Regions from separate parts of the Homo sapiens genome. Here regions 1, 3, 4 and 5 are each linked to region 2. The links are chromatin loops, found by intact Hi-C in ENCODE. Cell type or tissue: natural killer cell. All regions are shown on one strand. Region 1 overlaps LINC01934 (long intergenic non-protein coding RNA 1934). Region 2 holds the start of MIR4437 (microRNA 4437). Region 3 holds the start of LINC01934 (long intergenic non-protein coding RNA 1934). Region 4 overlaps LINC01934 (long intergenic non-protein coding RNA 1934). Region 5 overlaps LINC01934 (long intergenic non-protein coding RNA 1934).

The links. Peaks named below come from ENCODE experiments on the same cell type or tissue, not always from the same donor. Only the 100,000 strongest peaks of a DNase experiment are listed, where the experiment ranks them.
Region 1: a loop joins it to region 2, with 4 times the contacts of the local background. A loop is called at or near these places in 7 of 110 quality-filtered maps.
Region 3: it touches region 2 in a loop (3-fold over the local background); 9 of 110 quality-filtered maps call a loop at or near these places.
Region 4: it touches region 2 in a loop (2.6-fold over the local background); 4 of 110 quality-filtered maps call a loop at or near these places.
Region 5: a loop joins it to region 2, with 2.2 times the contacts of the local background. A loop is called at or near these places in 5 of 110 quality-filtered maps.

The regions. Positions count from the first base shown.
Region 1 is chr2:181,391,115-181,396,114 of GRCh38, forward strand. All of the region lies in intron 4 of LINC01934 (long intergenic non-protein coding RNA 1934), which reads left to right. Among named protein-coding and RNA genes, the nearest start is that of ITGA4, 64 kb to the right of the region's middle. In natural killer cell, no CTCF peak of the experiment used is centred here; DNase peaks (open chromatin) are centred at 2,477, 3,177 and 3,867; H3K4me3 peaks cover 1,171 bases; H3K27ac peaks cover 2,393 bases.
Region 2 is chr2:181,303,615-181,308,614 of GRCh38, forward strand. The region is part of intron 3 of LINC01934 (long intergenic non-protein coding RNA 1934); the gene reads left to right. MIR4437 (microRNA 4437) reads right to left here and starts at 2,038; the gene lies at 1,979-2,038. RefSeq lists an enhancer at 577-656. In natural killer cell, no CTCF peak of the experiment used is centred here; DNase peaks (open chromatin) are centred at 487, 2,167, 3,327, 4,157 and 3 weaker places; H3K4me3 peaks cover 661 bases; H3K27ac peaks cover 4,641 bases.
Region 3 is chr2:181,121,518-181,126,517 of GRCh38, forward strand. LINC01934 (long intergenic non-protein coding RNA 1934) reads left to right here and starts at 2,320. Exons shown (of 5, transcript NR_130784.1): 1 at 2,320-2,463. RefSeq lists an enhancer at 2,587-2,686. In natural killer cell, no CTCF peak of the experiment used is centred here; DNase peaks (open chromatin) are centred at 2,424, 3,234, 3,506 and 4,008; H3K4me3 peaks cover 473 bases; H3K27ac peaks cover 3,259 bases.
Region 4 is chr2:181,162,797-181,167,796 of GRCh38, forward strand. All of the region lies in intron 1 of LINC01934 (long intergenic non-protein coding RNA 1934), which reads left to right. Among named protein-coding and RNA genes, the nearest start is that of LINC01934, 41 kb to the left of the region's middle. In natural killer cell, no CTCF peak of the experiment used is centred here; DNase peaks (open chromatin) are centred at 485 and 2,635; H3K27ac peaks cover 3,798 bases.
Region 5 is chr2:181,141,257-181,146,256 of GRCh38, forward strand. The region is part of intron 1 of LINC01934 (long intergenic non-protein coding RNA 1934); the gene reads left to right. Among named protein-coding and RNA genes, the nearest start is that of LINC01934, 20 kb to the left of the region's middle. In natural killer cell, no CTCF peak of the experiment used is centred here; DNase peaks (open chromatin) are centred at 645, 1,425 and 2,725; H3K27ac peaks cover 4,379 bases.

The DNA of each region.
Region 1 (5,000 bases), 88 kb after region 2:
TTCTGGCTCTATTGCTTTTTAGGTTTTGACTCTCAGGTAATGATATTCTCTGACCTTCAGTATTCTTCCCTTCATAGAATGTGTGCTACAGCTGATAGTTTCTTAGACATTTGCCTAATCAATGGCCCATTTCTACGTAACCTAAATTAAAGGTTTAAGATATTTTGCAAATTGTACCAAAATGTTTATAAAAAGTCTTAGTAACTTATTTTTATGCAGCATTCTGAAACAACAAGATGAAAAATCAGTCAATCACTGTAAGACAGGGTAGCTCATTTAAAATTGTGATTGTCAAAAATGTTAATTACTTCTGGGCCAATGAGATAGAATTGCTAGGCAATTTACTTTAAGTAACATAGCTTTGTGGCCAGAATTAACCTTTCTATAAGGAAAAGAGACACATGTCCATGTGTCCAGGTAATGAAATTTGAAGGCCAGGTAATATGAGTGAGTTCTGAAAATAAGTTTTACTGAATTCGCAATTATACCTTGGACAGGTCCTACACAATTAAGGTGTAAAATATAAACCCCTTCTGGTTATACTTTAGACTGTTGAAAATAAGTACAGTGTATTAAAAATATATAGTTATCTAAATAAATGAATTATCTTGGTACATAAATAAAACATTCAGATTTAAAGTAAATCCTTTTAGCTTCATTTATTTATCATATCATTTCACTAATAATCTACTTGTGAAATTCAGTGTTATCTTCATATCAAATTTTTTGCCCTTCATAAGTAAATGAGTATTAATTTACAAAGACTAAAATGTCTAGGGAAATATGACTATACAATCCTCTTTACCTAGTACCTAGTATAGTGCAATAGAAATTTGAAATGTTTCCCGATGCTACTCTGCACAGTGCAAAGATCATAAATTTTGGGGTATATCTAGTTTTGTTCTCAGATAATTTCCGATGGTTACTGGGTAATCCATTTAGACTTTCTAGGATGCTTTTCCCCATGTGTAAAAACAGGCATAATAATATTATCCATGACCTTTTCAATGTGTAATAATATGACTCATTCATTTTCAGGATAGTATGTGTCTATGCACATTCATTCAAGTAAATTACTATTCCTATGTCTATATTCATCCCTTAAGAACAAGAAGGGCATTTGCTAATTTGTTCAGTAATAGGAAGGGGAATGTAGGAAGAGTGGAAGAACAAAACACCATTTTGCAATTTTTCAGCAGGAACACTGTTTCGTGATATCTGGATTGCAACGAGAGGACTAGAAGTCAAGGGGCTAGAATTATCTGAAGGGTCACTCTCGTATGTCTAGAGTTTAATCCTAGCCATCAGTTGGAGGCCAAACTTCTTCACAAGATGGCTGGGCATCAAGAGCAAATAGACAGAGAGAGAGGGGCTATGTATGTGCACAGTAGATGAAGCTATATTGCGTTTTATTACTTAGACTTCTGCTACATTCTATGAGTAGAAGCAGTTATAAAGGTCACCTAGGTTCAAAGGGAGGGGACATGGATCCCATCTCTCAATGGAGGAGTGTTGATGTCACGTTGTAAGAAAAACATGTGGCATGGGTTATATATTGCTACCATCTTCGCAAAACAATATCTGCTCAAGCCAGTATAAGGGCTTTTAATTTATATCACCAAAGTGAACTTCAGTAATAGTATAAGATTTGATTTATATCTTTCCCTGTCTAATGATAGGAAAAATTGTATTTCACTGTTGTTTCTTTTTATAATTAAATATACCAAACATTGTTTCACAAGTTATTTGCCACTTATATTTTTTCATGATTAAAAAAATTATTTGACATAATCAGTATGCTCCTGTGGGTATTCACCTGCTTAATAACAGTTTATAAAACATCTTCAAATATTACACTAAGGAAACAACAGTTTCTCAGTTTTGTTGAAAATATTTCCCCTGGTGTGCCATTTTATTTTCACTTTGTTTTATTGCATTATTTATTGTTTATAAACTTTTTAATATGGTTCCTATATTATATACCATGCTTATGATGTGTTCCTCATCCCAGGATTATAAAAATAATTTTTACTTGTATGCTAACTTTGTTCTTTATAAATTATATCAAAATAAATTCTATATAAATTAAATATAAGATCTAACATTTTTCAGGCTTTTAACTGTTCAGCTTCATTTGTTGAAGTAATCAAAATAACAACTAGTTTTAAAAATAGTAGTATCCAAAGAAAACAGACATTATCTGTTGAATAAGCTTATACCTCCTCTACCAGTTAGAAATATTAAAATTATATATTGATTCATATATATACTTGAGTCTCTTTCTGGATGCTTTATCATGGATCTCTCCCGTAATTCACTATCACTTTTTTAAATCATTACAGTATAAAAGTACATTTTAATATCTTAAAAGCCCCCCTCTGAACGTGGTTTGTAATTCATGAAGAGCTTTTCAATAATCAGTGCCCAACCTACTTCCTCCCTGATGATCTCATTCAGGCTCATGTCCATAGCAACAACTTCCTATTTATATCTCCAGGCCACATCTCTCCTGTGAGCCTTAAACTCTATTACCCACTGGAAGGTTGAACATGTCTCTGTTTCAACTGGTCAAAACTGAGCCCTTGAATATTTTTCCCAAGTCTCCTCCTCCTCCAGTCTTCTTTATTCAAATAAAGGGCACTATACCAGCTAATCAGATACCAAAATGAAAGTGAAAGTTAACATCATTGTAGCCAATCTTTACATGAGAGTAAAAATGGTTAAATTCTTGTAATAGAAAATTAAAATGGGGCTGGGCACGGTGGCTCACACCTGTAATCCCAGCACTTTGGGAGGCCGAGGCAGGCGGATCACGAGGTCAGGAGATCGAGACCATCCTGGCTAACAGGATGAAACCCCGTCTCTACTAAAAATACAAAAAAATTAGCCAGGTATTGTGGCGGACGCCTGCAGTCCCAGCTACTAGGGCGGCTGAGGTAGGAGAATGGCGTGAACCTGGGCGGCAGAGCTTGCAGCGAGCCGAGATCACGCCACTGCACTCCAGCCTGGGCAACAGAGCGAGGCTCTGTCTCAAAAAAAAAAAACAAAAAAAAAATTAAAGTGGGAAATTTGGCTTTTGGGGAGGCACAGTGTGGTTACATCTGCACTGCATCTATGATGTCAAAATCGGTACCTGGTTTAGCATGTGAACAAGGAGTGCTAAAAAAAAAAAAAAAAAAAAAGTTAAGGACCATTGATCCTGTGGAGCATTTCAAAAATTTATTTTTTTATTTATAGCAGGGGGTATGTGTCTTCAGCCTCTTTCTCAAAGTTATTGTGGTTTCCTGCTAGTTTGGGGGTGTTAACAATGCTATTAAGTCTGCCCATGAGTGTACTATTACACTTCTACATGTCTCATAAACAGCATTTTTTTCTTGAGAATATTTTATGTATTTTCCCATATATTTTTTAAAATCTAAATATGTAGTTGTGATTTCTAAGAAGTAAATGCAAATATTAATAATCATATATTAAAATAAGATTAACTTCTAATTTTTACTATTGTTAGACTGATGGTTTAAAATATAGCAACTTAATAAAATGTAAAATCAATAAAATAATATAAGGTGATTTTCAGAAAAACCTTAGCTGTATGTGGAACAAATTATGTAAAAAACCTTAGCTGTATGTGGAACAAATTATGTAATTGCATCACCACATTGCTCTATACCCAGCAGGAGGACTTATATAGACTGCACCATCTGATCTTCCTTGCACTTTTACTTCCAGTTGGTTTCATTCAATGACAGGGACCAGGTAGATATCAGAGAGCAGAAGTGGAGAGAGACACACAGACAGAGAGACAAACAGATAGATGTGTGTCTCTAACCCTACTACCACTGCTGGCAAGTTTTGATATTGAGTACATTGAACAATCTTAGCTCTGTTAGTTGGTCCATTTCCTGCTACCTAACTGTCGTCTGGCTGTAACATTGCCATACCTTCACCCCTGCAGGTCTTGAGGGGGTAAAAGCTTTTCACAGTTGCTACCCTGAGCTGCTTCACCATTCTTTGCTGGTTTCCACAATCCTGCCACCCTCCGTAAATGTTCTCTTCATTAAAATGTCTCCCATCACTTCTGTGAGAAAGCCTTATGTTTCCTGCCCTGACCTTGACTGATACAGGCTCCAACTTTGGTTCTTCTTCAGTTGTACTCATAAAGGGAAACAGTATAGCTCATGAACTCTACCATGACGGTCCCTACAAAGCTTTTCATAATCATTTACTACTCGTATTATTTTATAATTTCAGTTCAATTCAAACTTCCTTTGGGTGGTTTTCAATAAACCAACCACTAAGCAAATACTAGGATGATAAAGAGGAAGATAAGACAGAGTACGTTCCTCAAGAAGCTTGGTTTTTTCAGCAGACAATTCATAAACACTTGAAAAAGTTAAACAAGCTTATGTATGACAAAACGTTACAAATGAACACTAACAGACCATAAATATAATTTGAAACTAGAGAAGAAAACAATGACATAGTCTAACAGGAAAGGCTTTGTTGAGGAGGTGGGACTTTAATTGGATCTTGGGGGATAGAGATTCTTCAGTGTGATTCCACCATTGAATATTTCTTATCTTTTTTGTCACACAAAGAGTAATGTTTTTTTTCATTTAGATCCCTCTTTCAATGTCCTAGAGCCATTTATGGGCCACTTGAAATAGTGTCTACACATGACAGATAAATTGTTTTTCTTGCCTGACCTACCCTGAGTCAGGATAGGCTTTGAGAAGCGTAACAATTCCTTTGCTTATCCATCTGATGCACATTGTGCCACACTGTGTCAGGTATCAGGAAGATTTGCATGAGAAGGAGTCCAGAGAAGTTCTAGATGATCACTTTTGGATTTGCCAAAAGTGACCCAAAAAGACTCCATGGGGCAAGCAATAACCCAGGCTCTGAGGTCGCTGGATCTGTATCTAATTTCCAACTCCTCCAGCTACTGGTCATGTGATCTTGAGAAAATTACTTAATCTTTGTTGTCTCAGTTTCCTCTT
Region 2 (5,000 bases):
TTACTATACTTAAAAGTAGAACCCTATACATCAGCATATTAAATAAAATAGATAAGCATTGTATAGTAAAAGTGATTTATATATTTGTGTATTTACATATTTTAAATATATACTAATATACATTTAGATATTTAATGATTTTATTAAAATAATAAAAGTAATATATCAATATTATATTGATATATTTATTTAAATTTATATTTAAAAACTGGGTTATCTGACTTATTGCCTAATTAAATTAAGATTTCAGCAAAAATCAGAGATAATTTTTTGAATATCTTGGCGATATATGTGGGGGGATGTACTACTTTTATTTTTAAAACTCTGTGAAAGTACCTCCTGCTGACCAGGCAGAATTCTAAATAATTTACAAATATTAATTCAGATAATCATACTGACAACTCTATTCAGGGTCTACTAGTGGGATGCCCAGTTTGCAAATGAGGAAGTTAAGTAGCTTATATTCAAGGTCAGACCACAAAGTGGCAGAATAGGATTCAAAATGACGCCAGAGTCTATGTTACTGTTTGAAAAGAATATTCAGCCATATCTGAGCAGGTTTTATTTATTAATTAGAGGTCAAAGCCATGGAAAAGATTAGCCCCGCCCCAAGTCTTGGTAGCTTAGTGGCAGGTCATCTAGGGCCCTGGAGTCTCCCTTTCAGCTGTCCCTCTGTGTGATATTTTGGAGCTGGGGTCATGCCTTACCTGCCTCCTCCTGGGGCCCTATCTGCTGAATACTATGACAGCGGGCAATAAAGGGAAGTTAGCATCAAAAGGCAGCCCTTCTCTTTATGTAACATAGAAATGACCCTTTCTTTATTTTTGACTGACCACAGCTACCTTAGTATTAGGTTAGCCTTGGTTACAGACTGGGTTTTGGTTTTGGTGATAAGTATGACTTTTGTAATTCTTTGAAACCTCTGCAATGCCTCTCAATTGCCCTATGAACAATGTAAATTTGGGAGTATAACTAAATGCAGATCTTCACAGATTGGAGTTTGAACTTGCCTCTTCAGCAAGGGACTGGGACGGCTCTTTATTACTACGGGATGTTTTTCTCATCTTCTAGAGCTTAAGTAAAAAAAATCTAGTTTCTCTTTGGGTAGTGAGGATGAACTGTAGATACTTCTTCACAAGCTCAAGGAAAACACATTAGACTTTCCTAGTCATAAATGAAGTCTCATTATGCTACAGGAGAAAACAGAGTTTTAAAAGTAACTATACTATCTAACTCTTTTTTAGTTTTATCACTGAATCTTGAATAATAGAACATAAGCAGTTGTTCGGATTTAAATTATTCTTCCCTCTTGAATTACTGTTCAACACCCTAAGATCACCATACGTATTATTTCAGAAAATGAAGAGCCTTAAAAATTGTCTCAGAAATTTTATTTCCTTATATTATAATTGAAATTTGGTAACTTCCCTCAAGATTAATAGAAAAGTTGTTCTAAAATCAACAAAACATGTTCACTTAATTTTTTTCCCCCACACTGTGGGTAGGAGCTAATATTTACTGAGGGTCCAGCACATGCCAGGCATTTTACTTTACTTAAGCCCATGCTCAGTATATGTGGTGAATATTGCTTCTTTTTATTTTATTGGCAAAGAAATGAAATCTCAGAGGCATTAGACAAATTACCCAAGCCTACCCAGGCCCTAAGAGGAGTCCAAACTGGGGTTATTCTGGCCTAAAAATAATGTGCTTTGCCCATCACAATACCACAAACTTTTTAAAATCTTGATCATTTCCACATTTCAATTAATCATCAGCATCAATGACGCACTTTAAAAGAGGAGGAGTATTTTTTAAAGAGAGACCTATTTACTCTTTTGGTCGGAGGCGTAGAAATTATGCTAAATACTATGCATAACTTACTTTGGCAAGTGCAATGGTTAAAACTAAGTACTAGTGTGCTTAAATACTTCCTTATTCAACAATTATAATGCAGATTAAAGCCCAAGTGTGAAATGTGAACCTTTGTACCCTGAGCCCACAAGGGTCATCCCCTCCTTGTGGACCCAATGCACAAAGTACAGTTGCCTGCACCTCCGAGTCCTCTTATGAATGGCTGGGAGGGATTACACAGGAATCAGCAGGTGAGAGGCATCAAAGGTTACAGCTCACAGTGCCCTTGACCCTCAGTCGAAGGCGGAGACTCAGAGTAGCTGTCAACAGAATAGAAACCATTGTATGAGAGAATTGCTTAAAATACTTCAGTTGCTCTCTGTGCATAGCAGAGGCACTGTTTGTGGTTTGGGAAGCTATAGTGACAGTTAGAGGCTGTTGTAGCAATCCATGAGTGTATGTACTCATGTATATCTGTAATGTGGTGTGCTTTCTTATCTTCAAGAGCATAGTTAAAACAGTTGGATTATGTTGATAAAATAGACCCTATAAGGAAAGTGCAAGTTTTGACATTTCCTCATTTTGTAGTTTGTGTTCAGTTGGCAATGTGAGTATTAATAGTGAACAATGTTAATGCCTGCATGTGAGGTGAACCTGCCAGTTAAAAGATGATAAATTATGGATTTATTATTCTTTTTCTCAATCTCTTGACAGCTGTGAGCAAGGCTGTTCCAAATTACCACCAAATGGTAGAAAGTTTATTACTTCCCTGGCCAAATAAAATACAAATACAATTTCACCCTGCAAAAATATTATTAAGCTAATGTTGCAAAAGCCTTATTAATCTTATTATAGTTAACAGTGCATAGTACTAAAAAGACAACTTGGGAAATTCAAGACAACTTGATTTTTAGAACCTAACAGTATCTAGAAAATCACATATTAAATGTCTAATAAATATTTGTGAACTAAATATACATGAAGACACTATTAACATCTTTCCAAGGGAAAAGTACCTGGCTAATAACTTTTAATAAGTTAAGTGCTCCTAATTAGGAGTTGGCATTTATAGTAGGGAGATGCTTTGTGATTTCACATATGTGGAGACTGAGAGACAGATATTTTATTGTAAAATAAAGGATGTATTGTGAAACAAAGGAGATGGTCAGAGTAGGGTGGGTAAAGAAGATAAATTAGGAGGAGAAAATAAAGTTTATTACTTTAAATTCTTTTGTAATGTCTTTAATAGAGACACATTTTAAGAAGAATTTTGTTCACGGCTACGAAAGACATTCATAAATGAGTCAGAGAAGAAAAAATAGAAAAGGTAGTGAATTATGAAAATGGGCAAAGTGAGAGGAATAAAAATTATATAAGAAAGGTAAAAGAAAAATGTCTAGAAGAAGAAAAGTATTTGTAAAATAGTTGTAAATCTTCTGCCCTTTCTTCAATCTTGAGGATCCTTTGGTTTCATATTCTCTGCTTTTTTAGACAGGATGTACATTTATAGACTGTTTACTTAGTAACTGAAACCTTTGCTTTTTTCCTCTTTGAACAAATCATGAAATGTAAAGTTAGAAGGGAGAAGTTTGTTTTAGCTACTTAAAAATGTAAACCTCATCTGGGGGCAGAGTAGAGATTCAAAATATTCTTTAATAACCTAAACTGAAAAAACTTTAAAACATTTAGGCTTTTCTTATTGGCTATTAAGATTTCTTAGAACTTACTCTGTAAAATATTTTGTGATATTAATGACATTTGAGTGAAAGCCACTTCTAGTACCATTAATGGCATTTTTATGTATAATTTAGAATTCTTTCTATATAGAAAAGTCTAAGGAAATCATGAATATGTTCCCGGAATTGGAAAATCGTCTGTCTGCTTGAAAACTGTCTCTGGCAGCACTGTAGCAGAGGGGTAAAGTGGTCTGGGCTGGAGTCCCAGCTCTGCCCCTTACTGTCCAGGTAAACTTGGGCAAAGTCATTTCTCCTCTGAGAAGGTACTCTCTTTGAAGATACTATCTCATTTGGTTGAACTATAGAATAAATTTACAGATGCAAAGAACTCAGAAGAATGACATAAAAGAGGTATTTAATAAATGTTATTCTGACACATTATCCAATATAGAAACAAGTAAACATCACTTCAAAACATAAAAACAGAAAGCCATTTAAAAAACAAATAAATATATTTGTAGCCAAAAGTGAAGATTATTTCTTAAAACGAATATATATATATATTCCTTTTTTGAGACAGAGTCTCATATTGTTACTCAGGCTGGAGTGCAGTGGTATGATCTCAGCTCACGTCAACCTCTGCCTTCTGTGATTCTCAAGTAATTCTCCTGCCTTAGCCTCCTGAGTAGCTGAGACTACAGGTGTGTGCCACTACGCCCAGCTAATTTTTGTATTTTTAGTGGAGACGGGGTTTCACCATGTTGGCCAGGCTGATCTCAAACTCCTGACCTCAGGTGATCTGCCCGCCTCAGCCTCCCAAAATGCTGGGATTACAGGCATGATCCACCATGCCTGGCCTAAATTCTGTATTAAATCTATCAGAGTATCTTCCACATAATAGCAGTTCAGTAAATATTTGCTGAAGAAATCTGGGTAACTAAAAGAATAAAATATAAACCTAGAGATCTTCACCGAAAAGTATTATTGAGATCTAATATGAGCTTATAAATGCATTAGGTCTATTTTGATTGAAGAAGAAATATAAGATGTAACCCAAGCTCTCAGAGTGGTTTCAATTAGTTGAAGAGAGAAGACCACATATATAACAGATATGGGGATTATCTTTTGCACATAACAGGTTCTTAATAAATGATGAAGTATTTGAAATGATTGAGTGAAAATATCTGAAATAATTATAAATGATAACAGCAATTTAAGGCACTGTAAGGTAGGTGTTCTGGGGATAAGAGCCAAAGGGTTGATGTAGTTCACAATGCAGGGCTCAGGCTGATATTTAAGGAATATATAAATTTAAGCCTGTCATTCTCAACTCTGGTTGCACATTACAATAGTGAGTGCCCAGATCCCACCATAAGAAAATCTTATTTAATTGGTCTGAGGTGAAGCCCAGGCATTTATGTGGCATTTATGTGGTATAAAAGCTACAGAGGTGATTCTAATGTTCAGTCAAGG
Region 3 (5,000 bases), 180 kb before region 2:
TGCTTGGATTCAATTTTGATGAAAATAGAGTAGTGAAGCAGCTGCAGAACAAAAAGGAGAAACCTTTTCAGAGGACCAGAAGGAAGCTGGAGTGGTTGGTGATATACTGGGAAGTGATGCACTAGGTAGAGAAATCAGTGAGTCTTGAGGGGCATTTTGCATTTGGAAATGGTATTTGGGTCTGACCCAAGACTTTGTATTGGTACCTTAGATCCCCTTCTGCTAAGCATACCTGTTCTTTAGTTACCCTTTTCTCTCTTTCCCTGTCATAGCTCCTCTACCCCAACTGGATGCACCCAAATGGTAGAAGGTAGAATAAGGGGGAGATGCTCTGCTTCTCTTATTGTGGTTGTCCATGGATCTCTTGCTTTTCCCCTTTTATTTGAGCATTTTGAATTGCCACCAATATTGGCAACTGCAACTGTGCCTCTTTGGTTTGTATGTCCAAGGCCAATGATATAATAGCTATATCCTTCGAACCTGCCCAGACATACCTAGAGAAAACATTTTCAGGTATCTCTAGGTAGGTGTGAGCTAGGAGGAAGGTTAGTTAGGAGCAGAGACCAAAAAGAGATATAATGAATGCAACTCTATGAATCACAAGGGAAAAAGTCTCTAATTGCAGAAGGAGCAGTAACAGTTTTAAGCTGGAGAGCCTGGGTTGGTGCCCAAAGCATTTCTTTGTTTGCCAAAAGCTGCCTCAATGTGGTATTTCCATCAACACCTATTTGTTGAGAGCCTACTCTGTGCCAGACACTATTATACAGGCTGTAATTTTCTATTGGCTCTAAGCCATTCTGATACATAAAAATATAGTTTCCTCAAAAGAGATTAGTATTTTATAATCTAGTTCAGCTTCATGTGTTAGCACTTAGTCTGAATATTTGCCATTGTGAAAATATGCAATATCTATGTATTTTTCAGACATGAGCCAAAGTATTGAAGTGCTTCATACTTAATTGTTCTTCAAAGTGTTCAATCTTTAACCAAAATATTTCTCAAGAAGTATTTCATGGATATACTTGTTATTTATTTTTGTTCTCTGAAAGAAATGCCTCCTGATGTTAAAAATCATTTTGCTAATATCTCAGTCTTATTCCTTTTTAGAGTCCTCTACACTCTATCAATATAGAACTAGCTACAGTTACCAGAAAGTGCTATATTGTTTTGTGCCTCTGGATCTTTGAATATGCTAGACTCCCAGCTGGGAATGCACTTCCTTGCATGAAAAATGACCACACAATATTCTTTACCACAGTTCAAGAATCAACTCCTTTGATCAGCTCTTTTACGCTAATTAGAATGCCCGTTTCCCCACTTGAGGCCCAATGTATTCTATATAAATTCCTATTGTTGTAATTCTCACATAATATTCATAATTATTTGTCCAGTTTTCTTTTCCCATCTTGTGATTTCCCATAAAATCATAAGATTTTATGAACTTATTGAGGACAGAGATTATGTCTTATTTGTGGTTATATCCTCAGGGCACAAAAAAGAGAAACTCAATATATGTTCAGTAAATTCATTGAATGAATAAATGAATCAATGAACAAACAAGCAAATGCCATATGCATGCATATATTCAACTCCTAGGAACACATTTTACTGGTATTTTATATCTTATATTTATTTATAATATATAAATATTTTATATATTATATATAAATAAATACAAATATTTATTTATATATAATATATAATATAATATATTTATTTATATATAATATATAATTTATAATTATATAAATATATAATATATTTATATATAATATATAATTTTATTATATATTAATTATATATATAATAAATATATATAATATATAATTTTATTATATATTAATTATATATATAATAAATATATATAATATATAATAATATTATATACATTATATATAAATATAAATATTTATATAATATATAATATAATATATTTATTTATATATAAATATATAATATATAATTATATAAATATATAATATATTTATATATAACATATAATATAATATAATAAATATATAAATAAATATAAGATAATAAATATAAGATAAGACCCTTTTCTGAAGATACTTCTAAGAAGTATCAGCAATACATTCTATGGGATGCGTATAATGGTTCCTGGATAATATAAAGAAAGAAGGCTTTCCTTTCTCAAAAAGGCAGTCTGTTATAAAAGTCTTTGTAAGTTGAAAACATTTTTTTTGAAAAGCAGAACCCTGTAGTTAAAGAAAATTCAGCAGCCTAAATTCTTTACTACATGTGTGGGTATAGTGAAAACATTTAGCTATCTGATATTACACTATCGTTGACTTCTCAGTTTTAGTATTCAGAGAATGACCTGAACTTAGCTGTGTTAAGTTGCCTGCTCCACAGGAAACCACCTCTGTAACTGTTGCTTGCTGCTTTCTCTTTAGGCAACACCCAAAGCCACTGTCAGATGTCATGGAGATGAGACCTCACAAGGTAAGTGCAAAGAAAACAGGAACAAATACATTTTCAAACAGAACTTGGTGAAAACATTGGCCCAAGAATGATAGGAAGCACCGCCTTTTGGGGATCCCTATTTGGGCTGTGGAAGGGACATATAGCCCTGTTTTATATGGAATCATATATGGTGTGAGGGAAATGAGTCAGATCCTGGGTTCCCAAGTGGCCTATCTGAGACAGAAGCAGGTTATGTTGTCTAGACAAAAGGAAATGCTTTGTTTTTTGAGGGAATGTTATCAGAATTTTAAAAGCCAAATGATGGCTAGAGAATATAACTAAAATTTTATTGACACTTTGTTTTTTAGAAGGCTTTTTCCCTCTTTCTTTTTGTTTCATTCTAACAGTCTATCTTTTTGCCCAAGATGCAAATTGAAACTTAATTAAATCCATGATTCCAAAGAGATATAGGCCTTATTACACAGCAGGCATTCTCTGGCTTTTCTTCACATCTGGAGTTTTAAACTTTGGGGTATTAATATCATGTCTAAGATTTCTTGTAGTCTTGGTTTGCTAAATAGAGGATACATGGCTATTTTAAATGAGGGTTTCATAATCACCCAAAAATGCTACAAATTTCAACGTGAAATAGCTTTTTCCTACATTGTAAATATTAGATGATTAAGCATTCCTTATGCCTTTTGCATGAAAAGGCAACATAGACTTTATTAGATATCTGCGGTTCTCATTCTTTGAGTATTTGCCTCCCTATTGACCTTCAGGCCTTTTGTGCTTCTTTAAAGCCGTTTCCATCCCCCCTACTTCCTCCTTCACAGAATGTAAGATGTCAGTGGAAGAAGATGAAACCAGAGGTTTTAAGAAAAGATTGGACAATAATAACTAAAACAAGTTCCTTTAGCTTTTATTTTTACCCATTTTATGTATTTTTATTGATATAAATTGCTTTATTATGATTATAGTTGAAAGTCAACATTTTGGCATATTAAAAAGACCATTTCCTTCCAACCTAGAAAATTCTATCTCATGATGATACATGTTAGGCCTCTTAGCAACTTATTCTGTCCTATAGCTGTGTGTGGCCACTGCCAATTTGTAGTCCCCAGTTCTAGTCCTGTCAACTATTTCTCCAGAGGTAACTGGACCAGAGATTATACCAGAATTTTATTTTATTTTTCTCAGATGGAGATTTTTTTTCACTGTGAAACTGTCTGGTTTCCCACTGATGGGTCTAATATACAGAGCTTTCTGGGTTTGACAGATGTGATAAACTAACAAGAATATTTGCATTTGTGTAGCTTTTATATACAGATATTTCACTCTCCTAATACTTTTTCAAGTTATAGATAAATGTTTTTTAAAAGCAAACTGAAACGGCTGACAAACAGCTGCTGCATAGACTTTGGAACCTGGCTGCCTATGTTTGTAGACTGCTCATAGAAATGTGAGTTCTGATAGCCTTTTTGGAGATGAATCTAGCAATATATGTGGATATTTATTGTGGCATTTGCTGAAGTTCCTTCTATAGCCTACCAGGCACTGCATCACCTGGACCTTGGGCAAGATATATGTCTGGTCCCTTTTCCTGCCCTTCTGTCACTCTGCATTTACTGTAGTGGCATTCACAAGTGTTCCCAGTCTCGCTGAGTATCTCTCCCTCAGAACTCGGGTGCTTGCTGCTTGCTGTTCCTTCTGACTGGATTGCTCCTCTCTTAACAGGCCTCATGGCTTACTCCCTCAAGTCATTCAGGTTTCTGATCAAATACCTCCTCAGAGAGCTCTTCCCTGGCTACCCCATTTAAAGTAATAAGAAATTTCCTGTAACTTTGTATCCCCTTGTTTAGCTTCATAAAAATATAACATTATGTTACATATTAAATTAGTGCCTGTCCCCTCCACTAGAATGGATTCTTTAGGAAAGTGGGAACTTTGTTTTGTTCATTGCTCTATTCCTGGAGTTGAACAGGCGCATAGAGTGTATTAAGACTTGTTGCATGAATAATTTGTGGTAGCAAATGAACGAAAAGATAAAGCAAATAGAATATCCTTTGGTAAGAGAATGGTTAGATAAATTGTGGCATATCAATAATATGATGAAGTCATCAAGAAGAATAGAATTAGATCAATGTCATCCAGGGAGTTTCAAAGTTTATTATTAAGGAAGAAGTGGAGGTGCAGAAAAGTTTGTATAATAGGACCCTGAGCAGTGATCTACATATATATGTATCTATCCATCTATTTAATCTATCTATCATCACATAAGAATGATTCATATAGTAGGATATTCACCAGGTCATAAGCATTAGCTTTGTAGGGAAATTGTGCAGTGTGATTTTGTTGAACAGGGTATGGAAACGGAGACTAGAGGGCTCAAAGTTGGCTGAAATATGTAAAATGATTGCCAATTTGGGATACAGCTTCACTTGCTTTTGCTAAATACACTTCAGAGCAACTTCAGTCATATCTTTCTCCCCTTGCCACCCACACTGTGACTTAGTGTCAAACTCTGACCCATGGTTGCTGTCTTGGCCTCCCTTAATTACTCTCCTTCGGAATTC
Region 4 (5,000 bases), 140 kb before region 2:
GCAGCTTTGTTAAACTGAAATTTCTTAAGAATAAATCAATGTTCTCTATTTCTATCATTAACTCTCCTTGGTACGTGATCCAATATTGTCTATAGATTCACTAAACTTACTTATTAGATACTAGACCCAACGCTAGGTCCTGGAGGTTTCAAGATGAATAATTTTTATAAAGATTAATAGACCAAAGAGTAGTTTCAATGAACAGTATGTTGGTGATAATTAGTATTTGCTGAGTTGTAAATTCCTTGGAATTTGATCTCTAATTCTAATTATTAGAATTTACTCTCTGTTTCTCTGATCTATTTCAGAATCTGTTGTTTTTTTTTTTTTTCCTGTTGTTGTTATACAATTGTAAAAGGGGTTTTAAAAATACTTGAAAACTGGGCCAGGTGTGGCAGCTTACACCTCTAATACCAGCCAGCACTGTGGAGGGCTGAGGTGGGTGGATCCCTTGAGCCCAGGAGTTAACAATCAGCCTGAGCAATAGTGTGAAACCCCAACTCTACAAAAAAAAAATGCAAAAAAAAAATTAGTCAGGCTTGGTGGTGCATACCTGTAGTCCCAGCCTCTCAGGAGGCTGAGGTGGAAGGATCACTTCAGTCTGGGAAGTCAAGACTGCAGTGAGCCATAATCACACCATCGCACTCCAGCCTGGGTGACAGAGTGAGACCCTATCTAAAAAAAAAAAAAAGAAAACCAAGAGCAAGTTGCCAAAATATTACACAAGGATTTCTAGTTTTATTTTCTGTTTCACTGTGATTGGGTAAAAGTAAAGATATATAAATATAAGACATAAATGCATTTTATTCTTTGGAATCTAACATCTTCAATTAAAAATGAAAAATTTCTAACAGGAAGGATCAAGAGATTGGAAAGTAGCCTAATAAGTCTTTAAAATAGTGTTTCTAGGAATCTGATATACCAAAAGCAAGGAGCAATAGGAAATACAGATAAAGGCAGGAAAAGGTAGATTTTGTTACAACACTATTGTGGTTTCTGAAGGAGTTTGGCCTCATTGGGTGATGCACATCAGTGTTAATTTCTAATACTCAGAAAATTAGTAACCTTTGTACCCAAGAAGTGAACATTCAGAGTTCAAAGAACCACCCACCACCCCAAATCATTCAATAATTTTCACTGGTGTTCTACTACAAGAATTATAATTCACTTGTAATTATGGCCACCAAAAGAATGTTTTTTTTCCATTTTATAATTCAACAAACACTTGTTGGATCACTAGTTGATGTCATGAATGTATTAGGTGCAGTGGTGGTGATAGTGGATGGGTGTATTTGAAAATAAATAGTGTATTCTAGGGAGAATATATAGTCTTTTGAGAGAGAAGGTAGGCTTAAAAATATAGAGTGCTTTCAAATACACTAAAGGTGTGCAAAAAATATTACTACTACATGGTAGAGGAAAACACAACAAAACTTTAAGAAACCTCTTGAGGAACGTCTGGTTTGGCTTCAGTTTATTTAGAAGAATGAAGAGCTCCTAGACAAAATGCTAGCATACATAACACAGAAACAAAATAAACTATAAATACCTTATAAATAAATTATAAACTACCTTGAGGAGACAGATGAAAACAAATTAGAGTTAAAATCTTGGCAAGTGAAGGTAGATATTATGCCACAGAGAAAAATTTGAAGAAACTGTGCTTGTGGAGTTTGATAAGGTTCTTCTCACAAAATATAAACTGTGGTCTTTTAATGAAACAGAAGGTTTTCACATTCTATGGAATAATAGTGATTTTTGATGTCAGCTCTGGAGAAAAAATCCTGGTGATATTTGGAGACCACCTGTTCTGGATAGTTTCCATGGTAAGTCACGAGGTGTACCAAGATTCTTACAACCCATCAACTTCTTCATGCTTTTGTGAATATACTGAGAAGAAATGATACCACTGAGAAAATGATTTAGAATGTATTTCTTATAAATTTTAATTCTAAGGTAGAAACTGAAAAGGTTGGATTTACAGGTGGAATTTAAAAAACAACAACAAAACTCTTTCTGCATTTGTGAATTCTGGCATAGAAAGAAGAATAGGGAAGTGAAACACTGACCTTACAAATAATGTTGAAGAACATAATTTTTTAAAATGCCATTGCTCAGGATGAAAAACACATGGGTTTGACAAGAGGAGGAAACATCTTGTTACAGCATGCAAGTCTGTCAAAATAACCTTAGATTGGTGAAGAGTGTTTAAGAATTGAGAGGGTTTGGGCATAGGGAAAGCAAAAAGAGGAAGATACCAAGAATTTCTCAGGAGGAAAAATAATTAGAAACTATTATTGTACCCTCAGATACCTATGTTCCAATTCCCAAATATAGGGAATGTAGAATTGAAGATACATATATTTGTAGAATGTGGGAGTAAAATCATTTAATAAAGGAAGAAAATATTTCAAAAGGATGCTACCACCTGGCTATCTACAGGATGGCCACTGCCAGCAGCTCCTGTTGCTGCCTACTACTTTGGATCCCAAAGTTTTTGGATGTTAAAATGGGCCAAGCATGAGTTCACCTCTTCATACCCTTTTTAGAGGGTCTAATTTTGATTTCTACCCACATCCTCTGGAACCGTGATGAAGTTAGTTTCATTTCTCAGCCCTAGGTCTGTCATCCCTTTCTTAGGCAGCTTCGGTCTGGGCAAGCTTGATGCTGAGTTGGTCTTATGTTTATGGTTCAGTATTGGGTACGTACGTGTCCTAATACAAACTTAAGGGGGGTTTCCTAACTACTAAGATCATATCCATGATTTTGTGTTGTGTTAAAAACATGAATGTATTTAGTTTACAGTGGAGACCGCCAGATATCTGTCTTTAGGGACAGTTAGTAGCAAACTGCCTGTGGCTAATTGTAGAGAATAGTCTATAGAAGATGTATCTTGGCTTTCCCCAACTGCTGAGGACAGAAGTCCTTTGAACTGTGAAGAAAAGAAAGTAGAATGTGGTGGTGGAGGAGGGAGAGGAGAGGAGAAGGAGGAGGAAGAAGAGGAAGAGTTGTCTCACTTTCTTTACCCCGTTCCACCTCCAACTCCCCACATGTATTAGTATGTTCTCACACTACTAATAAAGACATAACCAAGACTGGGTAATTTATAACAGAAAGATGTTTAATTGATTCACAGCTCCACGTGACTGGGGAGGCCTCACAATCATGGTGGAATGCAAAGGAGGAGCAAATTCATGTCTCACATGGCAGCAGGCAAGAGAGAGTATGTAGGGAACTCTCCTTTATAAAGCCATCAGATCTCATGAGACTTATTCACTATCATGAGAACAGCATGGGAAAGACCCACCTCTATGATCCAATTACCTCCCACTGGGTCTCTCCCATGACATATAGGAATTATGGGAGCTACAATTCAAGATGAGATTTGGGTGGGGACAAAGCCAAACCATATGATTTTGCCTCTGGCCCCTCCCAAATCTCACATCCTCACATTTCAAAACACAACTGTGTCTTCTCGACAGTCCCCTAAAGTCTTAACACATTTCAGCATTAACTCAAAAGTCCACAGTCCAAAGTCTCATCTGAGACAAGGCTAGTCCCTTCTGCCTATGAGCCTGTAGAATCAAAAGCAAGTTAGTTACTTCCCTGATACAATGGGTGTACACACTTTGGGTGAATATACTCATTCCAAATTGGAGAAATTGGCCAAAACAAAGGAGCTACAGGCCCCATGCAAGTCCGAAATCCAACAGGGCAGTCATTACAACTTAAAGTTCCAAAATGATATTCTTTGACTCCATGTCTCATATCCAGGTCACACTGATGCAAGAGGTAGGCACCCAAGGACTTATTCAGCTCTGTCCCTGTGGCTGTACAGGGTACAACTCCCCCTCTAGCTCCGCTTCTTTCACAGGCTGGCAAGGAGTGACTATGGCTTTTCCAGGCACACAGTGCAAGCTGTCAGTGGATCTGCCATTCTGAGGTCTGGAGGATGGTAGCCCTCTTCTCACAGCTTCACTAGGCAGTGCCCCAGTGAGGACTCTGTGTGGGGGCTCTAACCCCAAATTTCCCTTCTCCACTACCCTAGCAGAGGTTCTCCATGAGGGCTCTGTCCCTGTATCACACCTCTGCCTGGACATCCGGACATTTCCATGCATCCTCTGAAATCTAGGCAGAGGTTCCCAAACCTCAATTCTTGACTTCTGTGCACCTGCAGGCTCAACACCACTTGGAAGCTGCCAAGGCTTCAGTCTTGCACCTTCTAAAGCCATGGGCCCAGCGGTACCTTGGCCCCTTTTAGCCACAGCTGGAATGGCTGGGACAAGGGCACCATGTCCCTAGGCTGCACACAGCAGGGGGGCCCTGGGCCCTGCCCATGAAACCATTTTTCTTCCTAGGCCTGTGGGCCTGTGATAGGAGGAGGTACTGTGAAGACCTCTGACATGTCCTGGAGACATTTTCCTCATTGTCTTGGCAATTAACATTTGGGTTCTCCTTACTTATGCAAATTTCTGTAGCTGGCTTGAATTTCTCCTCAGAAAATGGGTTTTTCTTTTCTATTGCATTGTCAGCCTACAAATTTTTCAAACTTTTATGCTCTGCTTTGTTTTTAAATGTAAGTTCCAATTCCAAACCATATATTTGAATATATAACACTGAATGCTTTCAACAGCACCCAAATCACATCTTGAATCCTTTGCTGCTTAGAAATTTCTTTTGCCAGATGCCCTAAATTATCTCTCTCAAGTTCAGAGTTCTACAGATCTCTAGTGCAGGGGCAAAATGCTGCCAGTCTCTTTGCATATCTAGAGTTATCTTTACTCCAGTTCCCAACAAGTTCCTCATCTCCATCTGAGACCACCTCAGTCTGGACATAATTGTCCACATCACTATCAGCATTTTGGTCAAAGCCATTCAACAAGGGTCTAGGAAATTCCAAACTTTCCCACATCTTCCTATTTTCTGAGCCCTTCAAGTCTCTAGGAAGACACAAACTTTCCCACATTTTCCTATCTTCTTCTGAGCCCTCCAAACTGTTC
Region 5 (5,000 bases), 160 kb before region 2:
CTATGACATTTTCAAAATAAAAATGTGTTTCAATGAAAATTGTTCCCTTTGGTTCATTTTCAGTGTTGTTTTATATTAATACTAAACAAGGTCTTTTACCTGGAGGAAAATAATACTGATTATTTAGAAACTGGCATTTTAACTGTTCCCTCATGACTTCAAATGCATATGGGATCCTTTTACCCACGATTACCCCTTGCTTTGACTCTTTAGATGTTTTAAAAGGGAAATGTCTTTATATAAAAAATGTGCCTGGGCAATGAAAGAGAAGAATGTATATTTTGCAGAAAACCAAGCTCTTCCTCCATCACTAGCAAAATTTCTAGCTCAGTCTAATCCTCCACTTTCTCTTTCTTGAATTCCAGCAACAACCTCCCAGCTTGTTTCTCCATAGGTACTCTGACGCCCTCTAAATTGTTGTTTGCATGAACAATTCATATTTGATTATATTAACCCCTTCTTCTCTTCTATATACCTATGCTTAAAATTCTTTAATGGTGTTCCTTTGTCCTTAGGAAAAGAAGACAAACTCTTCAATATGGCTTACAAGGCTTGGCTTCCTTTTCCAGCCTCATCTCATTCACTCCATGCTTTCCCTTTTCTGAGCTCCAGTCTCACTTTCCCTTTTTCATGCCCTGAAAGCCCCATGCTCCCTGTTACCCACACGTAGCTCCTTGTACTTTAAACATGATTGTTCGTAGCTTTCACTCTGTTAGTTTCATGGTTTCTTCAAATACTAACTAAGTTATCACTTCCACAGAGAAGCTTTCCCTCTCCAACATAATTTGTTTTTTTCCCACAGAATTATATTCCCATAGCACTGGCTTTTTCTCCTTTATATCACTTAATATAGATGAAAATTTACATTTATTTTGTGTAATTACTTTAATATTTATCTTTCTTATTACACAAAGGCAGGGATTATGTTTTTCAGTTTTTGTTTGTTTGATTTTGCTTAACTTTGTATCCCACCACCTAAAATAATGCCTGCAATGTGGTAGCAGCTCTATAAACACCTTTTTTTCTTCAGATAAATGAAAAAAAATGAAATCATATGGCAAGAATTTGAAATAAATCTTTACTAAGTCTACTGTGATTATTTAAGACTAGAAATTATGGCCATTAAGCTACCTAATTGTATTAGAGTTTTCTTGGATCAGATGATTTTGGCAAACAAATTGAACTTGAAAGAGGGGATTGCTGTAATTTCATCTGAATGGACTCTACATGGAAAGTGTCTTGACACATGAAAGAAGACGAATCTGGGATGGATGCTAACCTTTTTGGTCTTCACAAATAGAGATTGGGAGTTGATCAGCATGTCCAAAATGCCAATGTGAGGAAATATGTAGTCATACTGTAACAACATTTATTGAGTTATTACTCTGTGTTAGACATGCTAAGTTCTAAACCTGTGTAACTCATTTATATTCTCAGCAGTCTTCTGAGATGTTCGTAGTATTGTCATCTACATTTCATAGAAGAAGAAACTGAAACAGGTTAGGTAACTTACTCGTGGTCACAGAGGTAATTGGTGGATTTGAGGATTCACAGGATTCTAAAATCGAGTTGCTGCACTGCCTTCTTTAAAAAATTAACATTTTTGAGTTTTGTCTAGGAAGTGGGAGTAGGAAATGAACAATTTGTTTTGTCATAAGTAGAAGTATGAGAGGAACACTTATCTTTAAGAATAAGTGCAGACTTTTTGCTCTCCTCAAAATATCATCTTCATTATAATTCCAAAAATATAATGAAAGAAAAATTAAAATGATAACCTATCTTATTCTTACAATTAACTTAAGATTTTTTTGAGTTATTTCCATCTATATACTGGAATCTTAATACTGACCTTGGCATTAAAGTCCAGGTAGTATTAATAATATGAATGTTACATTTGTGTTATTATTCTACAGTTTATTAAGTGCTTTTACTTATATAGTGGATTTAATTCTTCTGAATACTTCATAATTATATCCATTTTAATAATATGAAGGTGAGTGTTAGAGCTCTCAAGCATACAGTAGACGGCTAAGTTAGGGCTAGCCTATAGATTCTCTGACTTTGGTCCAGCACGAAGGCTTTTCTATGACAAAGCCCTTTAAATGCATGAAACTTATAGAGCCATCTTCTTCTGGAATACATATCTGCATATAAAGGGTCTGAGCACTACTCAGCATATGCTGAAATATTTTGTTGCAATGTGTTTTGAGTTCTGCTGTGAAATTTTAGTAAAATTGATTAAACAGTTTTTCCTATGGAAAAGAGAAAAATGAAATCATTTTAAAAAGAGAATCACCATTCAAGATACACACACATATACATATTTTCTTCATATATACTTTATACATAAGCATTAGTATTTATTTTACAAGACTGCAAAAGAATTATGATTAACATTTTCTTCAGAGCTCATTAGAATCATGATTTCTAGTAAACAATAAACTGACCTTAATGTTGCTATTTTCTTATTGTTAGCTGCTGGGAATAACAACAAATACAAAACATTTAAATATATGGTAAAACAATTAAAATGGCATTTTTGTGATATGTCATATTAAGGCACAAAGGGCAGAGTTTTTAATGTAATAATTATGGCCTTTATTTTCCTGAAAGTTTGTTTTCTTCAAGTTTTCTTTTTAATCTTGCTCTGTTTACATCAAAGCTTTAAAACTATCTTCAGTGTAACCTTAGCACAGGAAATGAATGACAGCAGGGTAGCTGGTCTGACCTCAAGACCTCCATATTTTTACTTTGAGGGCCTCAGCGCTCACATGTACTGAAACTCTACCAGCATATAGCAAAGTGCAGTGAAAATAAAATCAGAAAAGACTTCCTCAAGGTTGTTTTTTTTTTTTTCATAGCCCAAATAATAGTATCATGTGCATTTCCCATCAGGTTTGGTTTAGAATTTTCCATACTGTGTTTATATTGATACGTTGCCACAGTGCCTCCTACTGTGGTAGGAAGTTGGGAAATCTATGGTTGTATAAAAGTATGATAAAGAAATGAATTCAATTTTATTTTTAATTAGAACATCCCTAGATATAAACTGATAAGGTCAGCCAGGAGTTGTATCAGAATTTGCAGTTGGTTATCTAAAATCAAAATCGCAGGAGGCAATGTTCCTATGTTCTAAGTTGAAAGCTGAAATGTTGCAATGTTTATGTTTTTTAGCAAAATACAGTAAGTAGTTCCTTTTTAACAGTTTTGACCTTTTCAAAGAAATTAAAGGCCAGAAAACCTCACATGTTGTTGTAGTCCTCCATCGGTGAAGCAGAAAATGTTATCAAGTATTGTATGTCTTGTTTCTGGTGTGGTCTTTGCAACACAATTGTGAAAAGCCTTTGCTACTTGGGAAAAGAGAAAAAACCCTGACGCTGAACACGTGACAGATAATAGCAGTGAACATGAGCTCAGAGACCTGGGAGGGAGTCCTAGTCCTGCTACTTACTAGTCTTAGGACAGGCTCTTCGCTGCTAAGTGACAGAAAGTATAGCTCGCAATTCCAGCCCTACTGTGTTCGAAATTGGTGGGTTCTTGGTCTCGCTGACTTCAAAAATGAAGCCATAGACCCTTGTGGTGAGTGTTACAGTTCCTAAAGATGGTGTGTCCAGCGTTTGTTCCTTCAGATGTTCAGATGTGTCCGGAGTTTCTTCCTTTTGTTGGGCTCATAGTCTCACTGGCTTCAGGAGTGAAGCTGCAGACCTTTGCGGTGAGTGTTACAGCTCCTAAAGGTGGCGCATCTGGAGTTGTTTGTTCCCTCCGGTGGGGTTTGTTGTCTCACTGGCCTCAGGAGTGAAGCTGCAAACTTTCGCCGTGAGTGTGACAGTGACAGTTCACAAAGCACCCAGAGTTGTTCCTTCTTCCCATTCCCAGTTGTCTGTCCCTCCCTGTGGGTTCGTGGTCTTGCTGGCTTCAGTAGTAAAGCTGCAGACTTTCACAGTGAGTGTTACAGCTCATAAAAGCAGCACAAACCTAAAAAGTGAGCAACAGCAAGAGTTATTATGAAAAGCAAAAGAACAAAGCTTCCACAAAGTGGAAGAAGACCCAAGCAGGTTGCCGGAGAGGGTTTGGGTGGCCTGCTTTTATTCCCTTATCTGGCCCCACCCACATCCTACTGATTGGTCCACTTTACAGAGAGCTGATTGGTCCGTTTTACAGAGTGCTGATTGGTCCGTTTTGACAGAGCGCTGATTGGTGCATTTACAATCCTTTAGCTAGACACAAAAGTTCTCCAAGTCCCCTACCCGATTAGTTAGACACAGAGCGCTGACTGGTGCGTTTACAAACCTTTAGCTAGACGCAGAGTGTTGATTGGTGCATTTACAATCCTTTAGCTAGACAGAAAAGTTCTCCAAGCCCCCACCTGACCCAAAAGCCCAGCCGGCTTCATCTCTCAATGGCACTACCCACGGGACTTTGGGGTACATAGCCAGGGCACTCTGGCAGCCCAGAGGGAGCTCCTCCCACGATCAAGCGCAGCAGGCGCCCGCAGGCCGAGCTGAGTGCAGGGGCTGCGGAGCCCGCGCCCACCCCAAACCCGCACCTGCCTGCGAGCGCCTTGCGCAGCCCCGGCTGCCACGGGCGCCTCTTCCTCCACACCTCCCTACGAGCAGAGGGAGCCGGCTCCGGCCTTGGCCAGCCCCAGAGAGGGGCCCCCACAGCGCAGTGGTGGGCTAAAGGGCTCCTCCAGTGTGGCCAGAGTGGACACCCAGGCCGAGGAGGCATGGAGAGCAAGCGAGGGCTGCTAGCAAGTTGTCATCTCTTACTACCTACCATTGCTGTAGTGCAGCCACAGCATCTTATGTATGGTGGATTTGTGAAGCTTTACACTACTGTTACATGGTTTCTCAATCATATTTATCGTTTATACAAGAGCTCACAAATTAACAATTCTTTTACCTTGTTTCCAAATACCAGCATAGTCACAAAATGAATGACTCAGGAAGTGTAGATCTAGAAGAACCAGATAATTGCACATAAGTTTGGTGAGATCAGCA